Linked DNA regions of Homo sapiens: region 2 is linked to region 1. The links are chromatin loops, found by intact Hi-C in ENCODE. Cell type or tissue: PC-9. All regions are shown on one strand. Each heading gives the region's core, and the rest is flanking DNA. Links, peaks and the distances in the headings are about the cores only.

The links. Hi-C counts contacts between places; a loop is a spot of excess contacts. Peaks named below come from ENCODE experiments on the same cell type or tissue, not always from the same donor. Only the 100,000 strongest peaks of a DNase experiment are listed, where the experiment ranks them.
Region 2: a loop joins it to region 1, with 4 times the contacts of the local background. A loop is called at or near these places in 5 of 110 quality-filtered maps.

The regions. Positions count from the first base shown.
Region 1 is chr7:26,343,004-26,350,731 of GRCh38, forward strand. SNX10 (sorting nexin 10) reads left to right here. Exons shown (of 7, transcript NM_013322.3): 2 at 3,417-3,463. The coding sequence starts at 3,440. Among named protein-coding and RNA genes, the nearest start is that of LINC02981, 52 kb to the right of the region's middle. RefSeq lists enhancers at 2,604-3,531, 5,458-5,607. In PC-9, for the core only: no CTCF peak of the experiment used is centred there; DNase peaks (open chromatin) are centred at 3,848 and 6,178; H3K27ac peaks cover 3,439 bases.
Region 2 is chr7:26,080,209-26,087,936 of GRCh38, forward strand. All of the region lies in intron 1 of LOC105375199 (a long non-coding RNA gene), which reads right to left. Among named protein-coding and RNA genes, the nearest start is that of NFE2L3, 68 kb to the right of the region's middle. In PC-9, for the core only: no CTCF peak of the experiment used is centred there; DNase peaks (open chromatin) are centred at 1,673 and 3,193; H3K4me3 peaks cover 703 bases; H3K27ac peaks cover 3,535 bases.

The DNA.
Region 1 (7,728 bases), core at 1,412-6,411:
TTCGCCATGTTATCCAGGCTGGTCTTGAACTCCTAAGTGATCTGCCCGCCTCAACCTCCCAAAGTGCTGAGATTACAGGTGTGAGCCCCCGGGGCCAGTTTCCTACTTCATAGTTGGACTTGGTCTGTAGCATCTTAAGGTGGCCAATTATCAGACTCCTATTAGATAGAACTGCAGAGTTCTGCCTGGCTGGGAAAAGCTCAAGCCCTTTGGGGAAATTTAAGACCCCAACTTTGAACCATTTGTTCACATTACAGAGTCATGGAGGCAGCCTGTGGCATTGGAAGGCCACCCTAGGGAAGCAGACTGGCTTTGGTTGCAGTGGAACTTGAGCACTTGCACTCTTTCATAGTGTGACCTTGGGCAACTTAACCCCTTAACCCCTCTGACCTTCCGCTTTCTTGTGAAGTGGGGATATTCAAATCCTCACAGGACAGTTGTGAAGTTTAATTACACAAGGAAACACAGCTATGCCCTGGTGGAGAAATTCAGTCAAATGGGAGAGACAGAGGGTATCTAAACATCATGATGCAAGCGAAGTTAATGGCACCAGGGGACTGCACAGCACGCGGTTGTGTAATGGGGCAGAGAGCCCGGGAAGTGATTTCTGTGCAGAATCCTGGCAGAGTTTGCTGGTGCCTGGAAAGGGTGAAAGTATGAGGGTAGAGGTTCAGCCGTGTGGAGCACGTGATGTGTGTGGGGAGCATGGGCAGATCCTGAGATGGTGGAACCCACCGGCTAACTTGGCTCTGGTGCAGGAATCCCATGATAACCGGACTTGAGCCGCTCCTCCTCCTGGCCTCCTCCCCTTGGCATGACCCAGGCCTTCTGTGTAGAGGGCCTTTTTCCTTTTGCTTTCCTGGCTATCTCACACCATCCTTTAGGCCTCAGCGGAAGTGCCATTTTCTCAGTAAACCCTCTCCACCCCCACTTAGTCCCTCCATTCTTTAAAGTTTTGTTTTAAATGGTAAAAAACACACAACCTAAAATGTACCATCTGATCCATTTCTAGGTGTACAGTTCAGTGGTGTGAAGGATGTTCACATTGTTGTGCCGTTGATCTCCTGAACTCTTTTCATCTTGCACAACTGAAACTCTGTACCCACTCAGCTGCCCCCCACCCCCTCTCCCTCCCATACTTGGCAGCCACCATTCTACTTTCTGTCTCTGAATTTTTTTTTTTTTTTTTTTTGAGATGAGGTCTCTCACTCAAGCTGGAGTGCAGTAGCACAGTCTCAGCTCACTGCAACTTTTGCTTCCCAGGCTCAAGTGATCCTCCTACCTCAGCCTCCTGAGTAGCTGAGACCACGGGCGTGCCATGACTCCCGGATAAGTTTTTGTTTTTGGTAGAGTTGGGGTTTTGCCCTGTTGGCCAGGCTGGTCTCTAACTCCTGACCTCAGGTAATCTGCTTGCCTTGGCCTCCCAAAGTGCTAGGATTACAGGTGTGAGCCACCACCTGGCCTCTGCCTCTGAATGTGACTGCTCTTGGTACTTCATACAAGTGGAATCATACGGTGTCTGTCTTTTTGTGACTGGCTTATTTCATTTGGCCTGTGTCCTCCAGGTTTATCCCTGTTGTGTGTTTTTCCATTCCTATCACACGGTGTCCTTTCCTATCAGTTCCACATTATAATTAGGAAGTCGCCTCCAAAGCTCTGAGCCTGCTGTGTACTCCACCGTGTGTCCTGCTTGCACCTCAGCCCATGGCACATAGCAGGAGCTCCACAAAGAGTGACTGAACGGAATCTCCAGTTCCAACCCCAGTCTGTCTTTCCAACCTAATCTCGACTGGTCCCCTCTTGACTAGCTTCTTATAGCTGCGGCAATAAGTTACCACAAGCTTGATATTTAGAACAGCAGAAATTTATTCTGTTACAATTTGGGATGCTGGAAGTCCAAAATCCAGGTGGCAGCAGAGCCCTGCTCCCCTGCAGAGGCCCTAGGGCAGAATCCCCGCCTTGCTTCTTCCAGCCCCAGGGGCTCCATGGCTGGGGGCTGCATCCCTCCCCCTCCTCCGTCTTCGTCTTCACATGTTCTTCTCTGTGTTCTCCTCTCTTTCTCTTATATGGGCACTTGCCATCAGATTTAGGGTTCACTCCAGTCATCCAGGATGATTTTATCTTGAGATTCTTAATTATGTCTCCAAAGACTCTTTTTTCAAATAAAGTCACATTCACAGGTTCTGTGGATCAGGACATGGACCTATCTTTATGGCAGCCACAATTCCACCCCACTACACCCTCTGAGAACCCTGTCCCCCAGCTGATCTGGCCTGGTCACGATCTCTGGACCATAGGGCACGCTTTTCACCAGGCTCTGTGGGTGTTGTTGTTGCTCCTCCGCTCCCCTGGAGGTCCTGCTTTTTTTCCTTGAACACTGCGATCCCCTGCTCTCCCATTCCCTCTCCATGGGTCCTCTGACTGCTCCAGGGGAGAGGGACTCCCTTCCTCTTGGAAAGCTTCCTGCTGCTGCTCGGGTGCAGCTCGCTTGCCCCTTCCAGAGGCCCTGTGGGGTCTCTCGTCTGCACCTCCACACGGCCCTGGAAGCGGAGCCTGTGTTCCTGCTTCCCTGTGTTCCCTATGGTGCCAGTGACATGAGTATAGAGACTCTGGGAATACGTGTGGGGGATAATAGGGACCCGGAAAGTGGGCTCAGACACATACTGATATTATCAAAGTGAAGGCAAATAGTAGACCTGCAGTCATAGTCACCCTCAGTTGTAAGAATACATATGTGTGGATATAGGCAGGGAATTTAAATTTGCTTTTTGTTTTTGGCAGGGAGCAGGTGTTAAATCTAATGAGCTTACATACCAAGTGGGTTTAAAGAACAATTGACAACCCCAGAGACATGCAGGGCCTGGAATCAAACAACAGGCTGGCTGCACTGCTCAGAAGGTCAGAGTCAAGGTCCTGGCTTTATCCCGCTGAGGGCCACACCATCTCTTATGTGACCTCTGGAGTAATATAAGTGTCACAGGAAGGGCCTGATCCCAGAAGGTTTGAGTTTCCGGTAAAAGCGTCAGGGCTGCCTCTGGTGGTGGATCTCTCTGCGCGTCTTTTCCAGCCAGCATCCCCCCGCACATGGCTTCTGCTCCCCGGCATCTCCAGCTTCCTCGCCAATTCACTAAGGCTCCAGCCCCAGCCTGACTGGCTGGCCTTGCGGTTTGAAGGTCTGTCATCATCCAGCTGCCTTGGACTCTTTGGGGTCCAGACTCCTAACCCCTGGTGTGGACTGATGTTCACCTTGGTCCTGCCAGCAGGAGAGGGCAGCGTGGGAGGAGCAGAGGCTCACATGTCAGGGACTGTGGGGCGGGGGGGGCTCTGTCAGGGGATTTGGGTGGGAGGCCATGAGTGGTGTATCCACTCCAGTTTGGAGGTTCCAAATGACCCAGTGTGGATATCTTATTTTTCAGATTGATCGTGTCCTGTGCTGAAGATGTTTCCGGAACAACAGAAAGAGGTATGTCATCACAAATCCAAAAATAAATAACCCACTTATTTTGATTCACACAGGTTAGTTCTTCATTTGCGAACCATAAACCCATGGGTTGCTTGAGGAGGTTTCATGAAAGACCAAAGGCCCACCCTCCTGTACCTGCTCCTCTACTCCCACCATTGGTGCCTGCATAGCCTTCATTTTGGGTTCCAGTGACTCAGCTGTGGAGCACATTCCCACCCACAGCTCGTGACTCAGAATTCTCCCAGGCTCTGCCTCCCACCCCTTGGCTTGGAGCAGTATCCATCCAGTCTGCCTTCCTGCTTTTTTACTCCATTGACTCATCCCTGAATTCTCCTTCCTTCAGGTAGCAGCCCAGGGGAATTTCTGCCATTAGTTTCAGGTTTGCCCCACTTGTTGCCTGGGCTTGGTTTCATACAACACTGGCAAAACTGGCCCTTCTGCCTGCAGCCTGGCTTCCCAGGCCTCCATGCCCGCCCCCTGAGCCTCTCCCTGACTGGGAGGAGCGTAGGACAGCCCTCATGCCAGCCCCGGCTGAGTGTCCCTCCTTTGGCAGTACGCATTGCCCTGCCTGCTGTGGTGCAGTGCACATCATCACTTGGTGAGGCTGATGAAGTGGAGAAGCAGCACAGGGGCCTGTCTAGGGAGTGTGCACACACACGTGCACACACATGCACACGAGTCACACATTCACACAGTCACATGGTCCCAGCTCACCCTGCACAAGTGGAAAGCATGAAACCATTTATTTCAGAGAATCTTTCCAGAAAGTCCTTTGCTAGCTCTCACATCTTTAATTTCAGCCCTATCTTTGGCTTCAGGTTCTTCTCAGCAGTCCAGCCTTGCTTGCATCCCTTAACTCTAGGCTGGGCTTCCCCATTTTCAAAGGCAGTGTTTTGGTTTGTTTTTTAACTTTTAAAAATTGGGCTAGACGGGCATGGTGGCCTGTGCCTGTGGTCCTATGTACTCAGGAGGCTGAGGTGGGAGGATTGCTTGAGCCTGGGAGCCAGAGGTTGCAGTGAGCCAAGATTACGCCACCACACTTCAGCCCCGGCGACAGAGCAAGACCCTGTCTCAAACGAAAAACCAAAAACCAAAATAATTGGCTGGGCACCATGACTCATGCCTGTAATCCCAGCACTTTGGGAGACCGAGGTGGTTGGATTACTTGAGGTCAGGAGTTCGAGACCAGCCTGTCCAACATGGGGAAACCCCATCTCTACTAAAAATACCAAAATTAGCTGGGCGTAGTGGCATGCGTCTGTAGTTCCAGCTACTTGGGAGGCTGAGGCACAAGAATCTCTTGAACCTGGGAGGTGGAGGTTGCAGTGGGCTGAGATCATGCCACTGCACTCCAGCCTGGGTGACAAAGCGAGACTCTGTCTCAGAAAAAACCCACAAAAAACAAAAAAATTGGGCTATAATATGTATAGTAAAATGCATAAAGTGTTCCAATCTTATGTATGTAGCTCAATGGATTTTTGTCTTTTTGTTTTAGTAGAGACAGGGTCTCTCTTTGTTGCCTAGATTGGTCTCGAACTTCTGGCTTCAAGCAGTCCTCCTGCCTCAGCCTCCCAAAGAGCTGGGATTGCAGACATGAGCCACTGATCATGGCCTAAATGGATTTTTATATACCTGTGTAACTACCACTCAGATCAAAGTATAGATGTTTCTGGCTCCCCAGAAGGTACCGTGTGCCCTTTTCCAGTCAGTCCCCCTCACTTCCACCCCTAGAGGTGACCTTCCACAATACCTATACCAGGCATGCTTTTTTCCATCTCATTTTAAGTAATCCTGAGACCAAGCTGCTTGTTCCGGGAAATACCCGCCCATGAAGTTAATGAAACTGCAAGGTTAAGGGCATAGTTCCCACAGGACTGCCCTTGTCTTCAACACCAATTGCAAGCTTGGGGCTTTCCTGAACCACCTTCAAGTTTAATAATTCACAAGAAAAACTCACAGAACTCAGAGCTATTATCCTCACAGACGCTGCTTTTTATAGAGAAAGAACACAAACGAGAACCAGCCAAAGCAAGAGCTGGACGCATGGGCAGTCAGGTGGGGTCCAAGGACAGAGCTTCTGGTCGTCCTCCCAAAGGAGCCATGGGCGGAGTTATCCTCCCAGCACCCATGTGTGGCAGTGTGCAGAGTCACTTGGTGTAGCTGGAATGATCGCCTGGCGTCAAATCCATTGCCCTTAGAACAAAGTCAAAACACCTGCACGTGGTCTCTAGCACTCTGCAGGATCCAAACCTCCTTCTTTCTCCAGACTTCTTTCCTGTGCCCCACCTACCACTCCAGTGCACTTCTTGTTCCTTATTTCAGAGCTTATTTTAGAGCCTTGAATGCTCCATGCACTCTGACCCCCATGGACTTTTACAGATGTTTTTTTCCACTGCCTGGAATAATCTCTTCCCCTAGCCTTTGTACTGTGTTGACTGGCTAACTTCTACTTATCCTTCAGGCATTGGCTTAGAAGTCAAGAAGAAGCTTTCTAAACCTTTAACTATAAAAGATATTTTTATCTAATCAGCTCCTCAACAGCACCCTGTAGTCAATGCCAGTTAGAAATAGAGAAGGTTTAGGTCAAGCCTTTCATATCCTAGTGTCTGGTTGTTTAGTGGAAAGTAATTCAGGTTCCACCTAATCGAATATGTAAGGACCAAATGCAGTATGACTGATTGTTTTGGAATCTAGACCAAGGGTACAGTGAGTATGGAAGCACTTTTCTCTCAGTACCCACAGCAAACATTACTAATTAATCATGAGGTTGGCACGTGAATTGAGATTTATTTACCATCCTCGTAACAAGATTCATACAGCCTGGGAGTGACATCTTGGTTCTGTCTAAATGGTAGTACTGACCTTAAAATTTAGTAATTTTTTTTTTTTTTTTACATTTTGGGGGTGAGGAATCAAATGTAGTCTCTCTTGTTAAAACAGCTTTATGACTGTAATAAATCTAGAAAGAGGAGAAAAGGGAGTGAGAATCTCCCTTGTTAGTTAAGCATGTTCCATTTGCACATTGGTTTGAATTCCCAGGAGAGCAGTATCCGAGCTGATGGATCTTCTCCATAAAAAGGCCTTGGCATTGGGCCATTGTGAAATTAAAATGAATTCAGAGTCATTCATGCATGCAACTTTAATTTACAATTAAAATATTATGGTTACATATTTTAATAAGAATAATTAGATGGACCCAACTGAATCAACTCTTCTGTTTAATGAGACAGAACCCAGACTCCAAATGGAAAGGCAGGTGGCTGTGACAGGAAGCGCATTTCAGACAGTGTCTTTTGTGGAGCTAGGCATTTTTATTCTTTTTATATTCGAATGTCCAGAGTGAGCTGTTTGATTTTTCTACACTACTCAGGATGCTTGCCTCAGCCTTGCTGAACTCATCTTGTGGGGTGTATGAGTGAGCATTTGCTCCAGCTGCACACAGTCCCTTTCATGGAGTCGGACATTCTTGCCCAAGCGCCTGCTCCCTCCTCCATAAGGGCACTGGGCTCTTTCCTTGGCACAGGGCTCACTTGGTGTAACTAGACTGTTCCTCCCTGTGTGATGTGACCTGAAGTGTGGGCTGAAACCCCTTTTGAATGTATGTGTGCATGCGTGCATATCTCCCCTGCTCTCCTGGATCATGATGGCTGCATTCTACTTTTAGAGATTCATCCCTTTAGGATAACTGATTTTCCCCTTCCCAAATGCACATGCTTCATACTAGGTATAACAGCAGCTTCTAGGCAACTCCAGTTATTGACACCTTAGCGATGATATATCCATCACTTCTTTGGCAGGGAATATCCTGAGTAGGACAGGCCGAAGTGGGCCCCAGAGAGTTGCACAAACCATGAGGACCCCACCACTGAGGGAGGAGATGGGGCACTATGGGGAGAGCCGGCAGGGAGGGATGTGTTGCCATTTTGGATGAGCAGCCCCTAAGGTTAATATTAATATGTCTAAGATATGCTTATGCTGACCCATGGTAATATTTTGGACTTCCTCTAGGAAAGCATGCTTTTGATATTCGGAAACTGACTGGAAACTGACTGGTCTGGAACTGATGAATACCTTTAACAAATAAATAATATTAGCTAGGATCCTGTGATGCTGGGTACTTTGATGGGAAGCAACAAGACAGAACATTTTCTCACTCCCCAAAACCTAAATTTGTTGTTCCTCTCTCCCTCCTTTCTTCCTCCCTTTTTCCCCTCCCACCCTCCCTCCCTCCATTTTTCTCAGTCTCTGTTATACTCAGTTATTAA
Region 2 (7,728 bases), core at 880-5,879, 260 kb before region 1:
AAGGAAGGAAAGGAGGGAAAGAAAAGAAAAGAAAAGAAAAGAGACTTTGACAAAGAAAGGCATTTCCCTGGGAATATTCTACCTCTGGGAGGACAGTGGTCAGGCATTTCTTCTATCTTGCTATTCCTTGAGCACAGTCCTGCCAAATATCCTCCTTTCACCATTTGCAGTTACCATGAGAAAACCACAGAGAAAGCTCTGGACAGCCATGGAGTCTTAGCTGGATCTACAATAAAAGGAGTCAGGTACCCTCCCACCTTCCCAGAAAGACTGTGCTGGGGCTCAGAAAACAACACCCCAAAATGAAGCCCTCAGCAGCAGCCTCAGAAGCAAATGATTTTCTCTGACCTTCTCTTGCCCTCCTGTCTCTCAGTCCCATTCTCCTCGGAGGCTAGCCATAGAAACCAGAAGCCTTTTCCAAAGCCAGCCATAAAACCTAAAAATATTAGTTTAACTTTCCCTCCACCCTATCTGTATAAAAACTGGCCATATGGGCTGGGCACGGTGGCTCATGCCTGTGATCCCAGCACTTTGGGAGGCCAAGGCGGGAGGATCACTTGAGGTCAGGAGTTCAAGACCAGCCTGGCCAACATGGTGAAACCCCATCTCTACTAAAAATACAAAAATTAGCCAGGCGTTGTGCCTCACGCCTGTAGTCCCAGCTACTGAAGAGGTTGAGGCAGAAGAATTGCTTCAACCCGGGAGGCGGAGGTTGCAGTGAGCTGAGATCGTACCACTGCACTCCAGGCCGGGCAATAGAGCAAGGCTCTGTTTCAAATAAATAAATAATAAAAATTAAAACTGGCCATAAATAAATAATCTGACCTACCCTGTTTGATAGTAGGTCATAAGACCCCCATTCCAGAGAGGGTCCTGCCCCACACCCAGAAGGAAGAAATGTGCGCTCAGAGAGGCCAGGGAGAATCTAGACAGGCAGCTCTTGCTGGGCTTCCCCACTCATTCTATTAGACTTAGATCTATGCTTTTCCTCCAATCATATTCCCATATGGCTGTCCATATTTTGTTGAACCTAAGCATAAAAATGGACAATTTCCCCTGTATCTTTGAGTCTTCATGCTGAAGGCTCCTGTGAATGCACGTTAAATAAGCGTATATGCCTTTTCTCCAATTAATCAACCTGCCTCATCTCAGTGATTTTCAGCAAACCTTTACAGGACCAAGAGCCTTGGCCCCCACAACTATGACATGGGATAAAAGTAAACTTCTACATGCAGATGAATTTGGTAGGCTCAGAAACATATACATAATTAACACAAGATTAAGTGTCCGTAATGGATATTTGGGGAGGGGGCAGAGGGAAAACAATCATAAGACACAGGAAAGCTCAGGGATATAAAACAGCTCAGGGAACACGTGCCCCTTTGAGAAGGCAACTTTCTGCTTCTCTGCTGTGTCCGGGAGTTCAGAGTCTCAACCACATACAGTTCTTAAGGACCACCTGATACAACTGAAAAGACCTTGGAGCTGATGCAACCTCTTCCCACGGGGTGCCTGCCACAGAGATGAGTGCCTGGAGTGGCTGTCACCTCCAGGGAACTCTGAGTGGGCCAAGGAAGGAAGTCATCCCCTCCTCCATTCAACTCATTAATCACAGCTGTTAGGTAAAGAGCCCCTAGGGGTTCCCACAGTATAGCAATAGCCTTTCCCTACCTACAGCCAAGCCTAGTCCAAAGGTCTTGGAGGCCCTGGGGCTCTTGGTCAGGGCCAGCCTCCCAGGCTCTGTTCAGTATGACTGTAAGAGTGATAAGAATCTCTCTGCGCAAAAGTTCCTTCTTCCACACCCCCCAAATGCACAACACCCATCTTCCCAGGCTAAATGCTCCAGAGTTCTATCTTTGAATTGCCCTGTCCAGAAACCTCCTTTAAAATGCAAATACACATAATAGAGATTTTGAAAAAGCACTTTAGCTTATACCAGTTCTCTAAGGAGATAGGAGGCTGGGGGAAGAGGCAGGAAGGAAAACTGCCTAGGAAGGGGCAGTCTAAGTAGGGGTCCAGGAGAGGCGCTGAGCAACCCAGGAGAGCAGGCTGACTCTGAGGTTGAAGGGGGGATTCAGTGGAAAGTGATTTCTTTAAAAAGGAACATCCAGCGTGAGACTTAGACCCTGGCTAACGTCCAGAAGGATCTAGAATAGGATGGGGAGTCCTCTTACAGTGATCATTTCATTCTCGCATAATTTGTCCTATTTTCAATGATCTAGATCAGGGCTTGGCAATCTATGGCCTGCAGCCAAGTCTGGTCCAGCATCTGTTTTGTACCTATAAGCTAAAAATGGTTTTTACCTTTTTAAATGATGGGAAATCAAAAGAAAAATAATATTTCATGACAAAAAAATTATGTGAAATTCACATCTTACTGCCCATAAGCAAAGTTTTATTGGAACAGAGTCATGCCCATTCTTTTACATGTTGTCTATAGTTGCCTTCTGCTGTAAGATATTTCCACAAAGCCTAAAATATTTACTGCCTGGCCCTTTACAGAAAAAGCATCTGAATCCATGATCTAGATATTGGTTAAGAAGATGTGCTTTGTGGCCAGTGTTCTGGGTGGAAGCTGTGCCACTTAACTCCTCAGGCAAGTCCCTTAATTTCTTCATCTGTAAAATGAGGACAAGTCCTTGTAGAATTAGGGTAAGAACTAAATAAGTGTTTGAATAAATAAATGTTCGGCACAGGGTCTGGTGCATAGTAAGTGTTCAATAAATATTAGCTGTTATTATGTTTTAATGTGATTAGACACTGACGCATAATCTTATTCTTCCACACTTCCCTGTCCCCCATTACAAGTTAGAATAATACATCTTGTTCCTGAATAAGACTGGAAAGTAATCCACTTTGGTATGGCCATGACTACCAAAAGATTTCAGAAAAATATTAAATAGCAAGAGTTGACAATCATTTTGCATCAAGCTCTAACCTCTAGAAGGTCTATTTCCCATGATTTAAGTAAAAGCAAGTACATTATCTTAAAACCACTTTAGCAGAAAAAGTTAATTAGGCAGAGAGTTGATGTGACTCACAATAATTCTGATAAAGTTACATAGGCTCAGGCAACAGGAGCTGAAATGAATCACGGCTTGTAGAGCTCCCTCACTGTGGTGAAAGCAACCAACTGGAAGTTAAGTACCTTGGGTAGAATCTTGTGCTTTGATTCAAGAATTTCCAGTTTTTTAAGCTGCTCATTAGTGTCATCTGAGGCGTCTTTGAGGGATCAAGTTACAGAATAATCACTGGAAGGAACAAAGATTAGAGTGCCTTAAGGGTAAAAAGAGAAAGGGAGGATGATGGAGGGGAAGAAATGAAGGGAAGGGTCAGCTCCTAGCACAGGCGGCGTGGTTATACTGCCCTCAACCAGATGCTGACCTGGCGCAGATCACCAAATGCTACAACATGTGAGAAACACAAGGTAATGATCCTTGTTTTCCAAGCTTCTAGGCTTTGGGTTAAAATAAGAAGGCAAGAAACAGAATTCTAAGTACCTGGGTCAGCCAACAAAATAATAATAGCTACCATCTCATGAATTCATACAATAAATGAGCCAGGCAGTCTGCTAAATAATTTGTGTGCATTACCCAATCCAGTTACATAGGGTTTCTTAGCTCCATTTTACAGATGGGAAATTGAGGATTAGGAAAATCAAATAACTTTCTACAACTTACACAGCTAGTGAGCATAAAAGCTGTAATTTTTTATTTATTTATTTTATTATTATTATTTTTGAGATGGAGTCTTGCTCTGTCGCCTAGCCTGGAGTGAAGTGGGGTGATCTCGGCTCACTGCAACATCTGCCTCCCGGGTTCCAGCGATTATCCTGCTTCAGCCTCCCGAGTAGCTGGGATTACAGGCCCCCGCCACCGCACCCGTCTAATTTTTATATTTTTAGCAAAGATGGGGTTTTGCCATGTTAGCCAAGCTGGTCTAGAACTCCTGACCTCAGGTGATCCGCCCACCTCGGCCTCCCAAAATGCTGGGCTGACAGGCATGAGCCACCACGCCCGGCTGCCAAAAGCTGGAATTTTTAAAATGTAAAGTTTTAAACTAGACAATACATGCACACATTACTAAACTCAAAAGGTCTCTAGTGAAAAATAAGCAAATCTCCTTTTCTCTCTCCATGGAGGAAGTCGCTACTACTAGTTTCTCTTGGATTCATCCAAAGAAATTCCATGCATTAACAAACATGTGTGTACATGTTCTTTCACTCACAAATGGTAGCAAAATACACTGTCCTGTAACTTGTTTCTCCCCCTCAAACTTTAGTAAGATTTTTAAGAGACCTTTCCGCGTCTGCATATGTAAAGCTGAAACTTGATTCCGACTACCCAGCACCAAAACTGTGCTGATAACCATTTTGCTATATCACCTCTGGGCACCCCCAACCTTTTTGCTACATCACCTCTGGACGCCTGTGGGGAGGTTAACAGAAGGCACTGGTGCTAAACTCAGGGTATGAGCTTCAAGGGGGAGTTCTCATTGAGCTGCTGCTCTTCTTAGGGCATGGAGGTAAACCCAAAGAGGGACGAGACCTAGTCCTTCCCCTCCATTCATTTGGAGTTAAGACGCGTAGGCCTAATTTCAGTCATGAAAGCAGAGAGTTGCACAGTACAGTGTCCATGGGGTTCAGGGAAAGAAATCTTGGAAGGTGAGAACTGTTCAGAAAGGAAGTTGGGAAGCCCGGGTGGAAAAGGAATGGCATGAGGAAAGGAAAGCCAGTAGCTGGGGGATGTGTTTGGAGGACCCATGAGGAAGATGTAGCCAGGTCAAGTGGAACCAGCTTTGCAGGCGTCCCTCAAAGACGCTTCAGATGACACTGGGTAGTCTGATTCAAGTTTCAGCTCTACATATGCGGATGCAGAAAGGTCTCTAAAAAATCTTATTAAGGGCCGGGCGTGGTGGCTCATGCTTGTAATCCCAGCACTTTGGGAGGCCGAGATGGGCAAACCACCTGAGGTCAGGAGTTCGAGACCAGCCTGGCCAACATGGTGAAACCCCCATCTCTACTTAAAATAAAATAAAATAAAATAAATCAGCTGGGTGTGGTGGTATGCACCTGTAATCCCAGGTACTCAGGAGGCTGAGGCAGGAGAATTGCTTGAACCCGGGAGGCAGAGGTTGCAGTGAGCCGAGACTGTGCCATTGCACTCCAGACTAGGGGACAAGAACGAGACTTCGTCTCAAAAAAAAAAAAAAAAAATCTTATTAAGGGTTGAAGGAGCCATGGTGTGACCACACACTGTTGGTTGTGGAATATATTACAAGTACTTTGCTACAAATAGCAGAAAGATTCTCAGGTTTTTGTCCACTTTTAAAATGTTAAGGGTGGCTCTGCTGCTATTAGGGAAGTAGGTCACAGCTACAGGTATTTTCAGAGGGTTTGTGTCTCGCCCACCCCCCAGGGCCAGTGGGGAGGTTAGAAAATCCACTTGAAACGCTTTCAACTACTCTTCCAGGGGCTGAGAACCCCCACCCTGTCCCAGGCATTCTGAAAGTGTATGAGACGGGAAGCAGCATATTTTGAAAATAATTCCACATCTACTTCTAAAAAGTCTACCCTAATGTCACCCTTCTTCACTAGCAGAGAGGTGTGCTTTCCAGAGTGGACAAGAAAGTATATTATCAGCTGGATTCTATAGATGGATTAGGAAGATGCTGTATGGTAAACGCACCTGAGAGCAATAACTTCAGCATACCCTGAGGATGGCCCTGTATTGCAGACGCACCTGAATGTGTGCTCTGAACTAGGGAATCCGGGCGTGGCCAAGCCAGAGATTCATTCCTTGTCTTTGAGGAACATCTGAGCCTTCAGCCTCTCCCATGGAACACTGGCTGTGCAGGGACTGAAGCCCTGAGTTTGGGGTTAGATGAAGGTTGCCAGGTGGAGGTCCTCGGGGGTAGGGTGTTGAGTGAAATGGTATATACGCTACAAGCTGTTTGCAAGCGGCAGTGGTTTTCCTGCACAGCCCGCTGCCACTGGACTCTCTCCCCTGTATGTAATCCCTTAATAAAACCCCGTGTCTCATTTGCTGGCTCTGGGTCTCTTCTTTGGCCTCTTGAGCCTGGTGCCTTCCCTACTGAGGTTAATAGGGGTTTGGCACAACAATGGAAGACCCTGAAGTCATTTGAAAATGATGAGGGGTAGACCTACAGCTTCCATCACATTCTCTACAGAGACTCTAGATTTGGATTTTGCACCTAAAGACTGTCTTCTTGATGAAATAGAAAATGTCAAAGCACAAACATATGATGGATATATTTGTTCACTGGGCATATATATTTATTTATTGAGGCGGAGTCTCGCTGTCACCCAGGCTGGAGTGCAGTGGTGTGATTTCAGCTCACTGCAACCTCTGCCTTGGGTTCAAGCAATTCTCCTACCTCAGCCTCCTGAGTAGTTGGGATTACAGGCATGTGCCACCATACCCAGCTAATTTTTTTGTATTTTTAGTAGAGATGGGGTTTCATCATGTTGGCCAAACTGGTCTCAAACTCCTGACCTCAAGTGATCCGCCTGCCTCGGCCTCCCAAAGTGCTGGGATTACAAGCGTGAGCCACCGTGCCTGGCCACTGGGCATATTTATGTGTGTGTGTGTGTGTGTGTGTGTGTGTGTGTGTGTGTGTGTGTGTGTATCTGTATATAGCTCAAGTCTCAGAGTAAAATGGAATTCTTAAACTAAGTCATGGTCCAGAAAGTTTTAAATCTGCTGCTCTAGAATATGTTACTCCCCAGAATATAGCAATCTAGTCCTGAAAAATCCAAGCGACTAGATCATGCCCAGGTTTGCAAATCACATATTCAAGGGAAACTGAACTTCATTCAGGAAGCCACACATGACGAAGGCTGACAATTGAAGGGAAAGGAGCCATTGGCGACTGAGGCCACTGAGGGAGTGCATGGGAACACCAGGCTTCAGGACTGAGCAACTGGGAGCAGGCACTGGCAACCCAGGCTAGACAAGCCAGAGCTAAATGGCATCTGCTGCCTCTTTCTGTGAAGCTGCTGTTCTGAGCCAACAGTCAATGGGGCCTCATCTAGCTCACGGGCAGCTGTAGTTGATTTGAGTTTGACACAGGTGGGCCAGCCTCTCCGGGCCTCCGACTTCAGTATGCTGGATACTTCACCTGGATACTTGTCAAACATCTGGGTTCCTGGTCCTGGCTCCAGAAATTCTGACTCAGTTGGGAAGGGGAGAGAAGGAGATGGTAGAGTTCACAACCAACCCACACTTGGAAATCACTGGAAAAAAACAAAGCATTCCATTTCCCTGATGGCAACTAGGGCAGTTTCCATCTCTCAGCAAGTATGTATTAGGCAAGCATATGGGACTAGGAGTGTGCTAGGCGCTGCCAGGAATGTTTTGGATTTTTTAAAAATATATCTTAGGGCCTTCTGTTAAGGAGCATATAAGTGAGCTGTGTGATATGCTTGCATGTGTGTAATTTAATTACGAAAGGGCAGGAAAATAGGGAAATAAAAGGGGGAGATGACAAATAGATAAAGGTACACACGTCCCTTTTTCTCTCATAACGTTTGGGGAGCAAAATCATGTTCTCTTCTATTCATCTAAAATAACAAAAAGGGTAGTGATGTGAATGAGGCCAGGGAGTTCCTCAGAGGCCCTTCCTTAAACAGAAGGTGATTAACTAATAGTCACAGAACAAGCATGTGGAGTGCAGGTCCAGACAAGCAGATCCCATATCCAGGCCTGC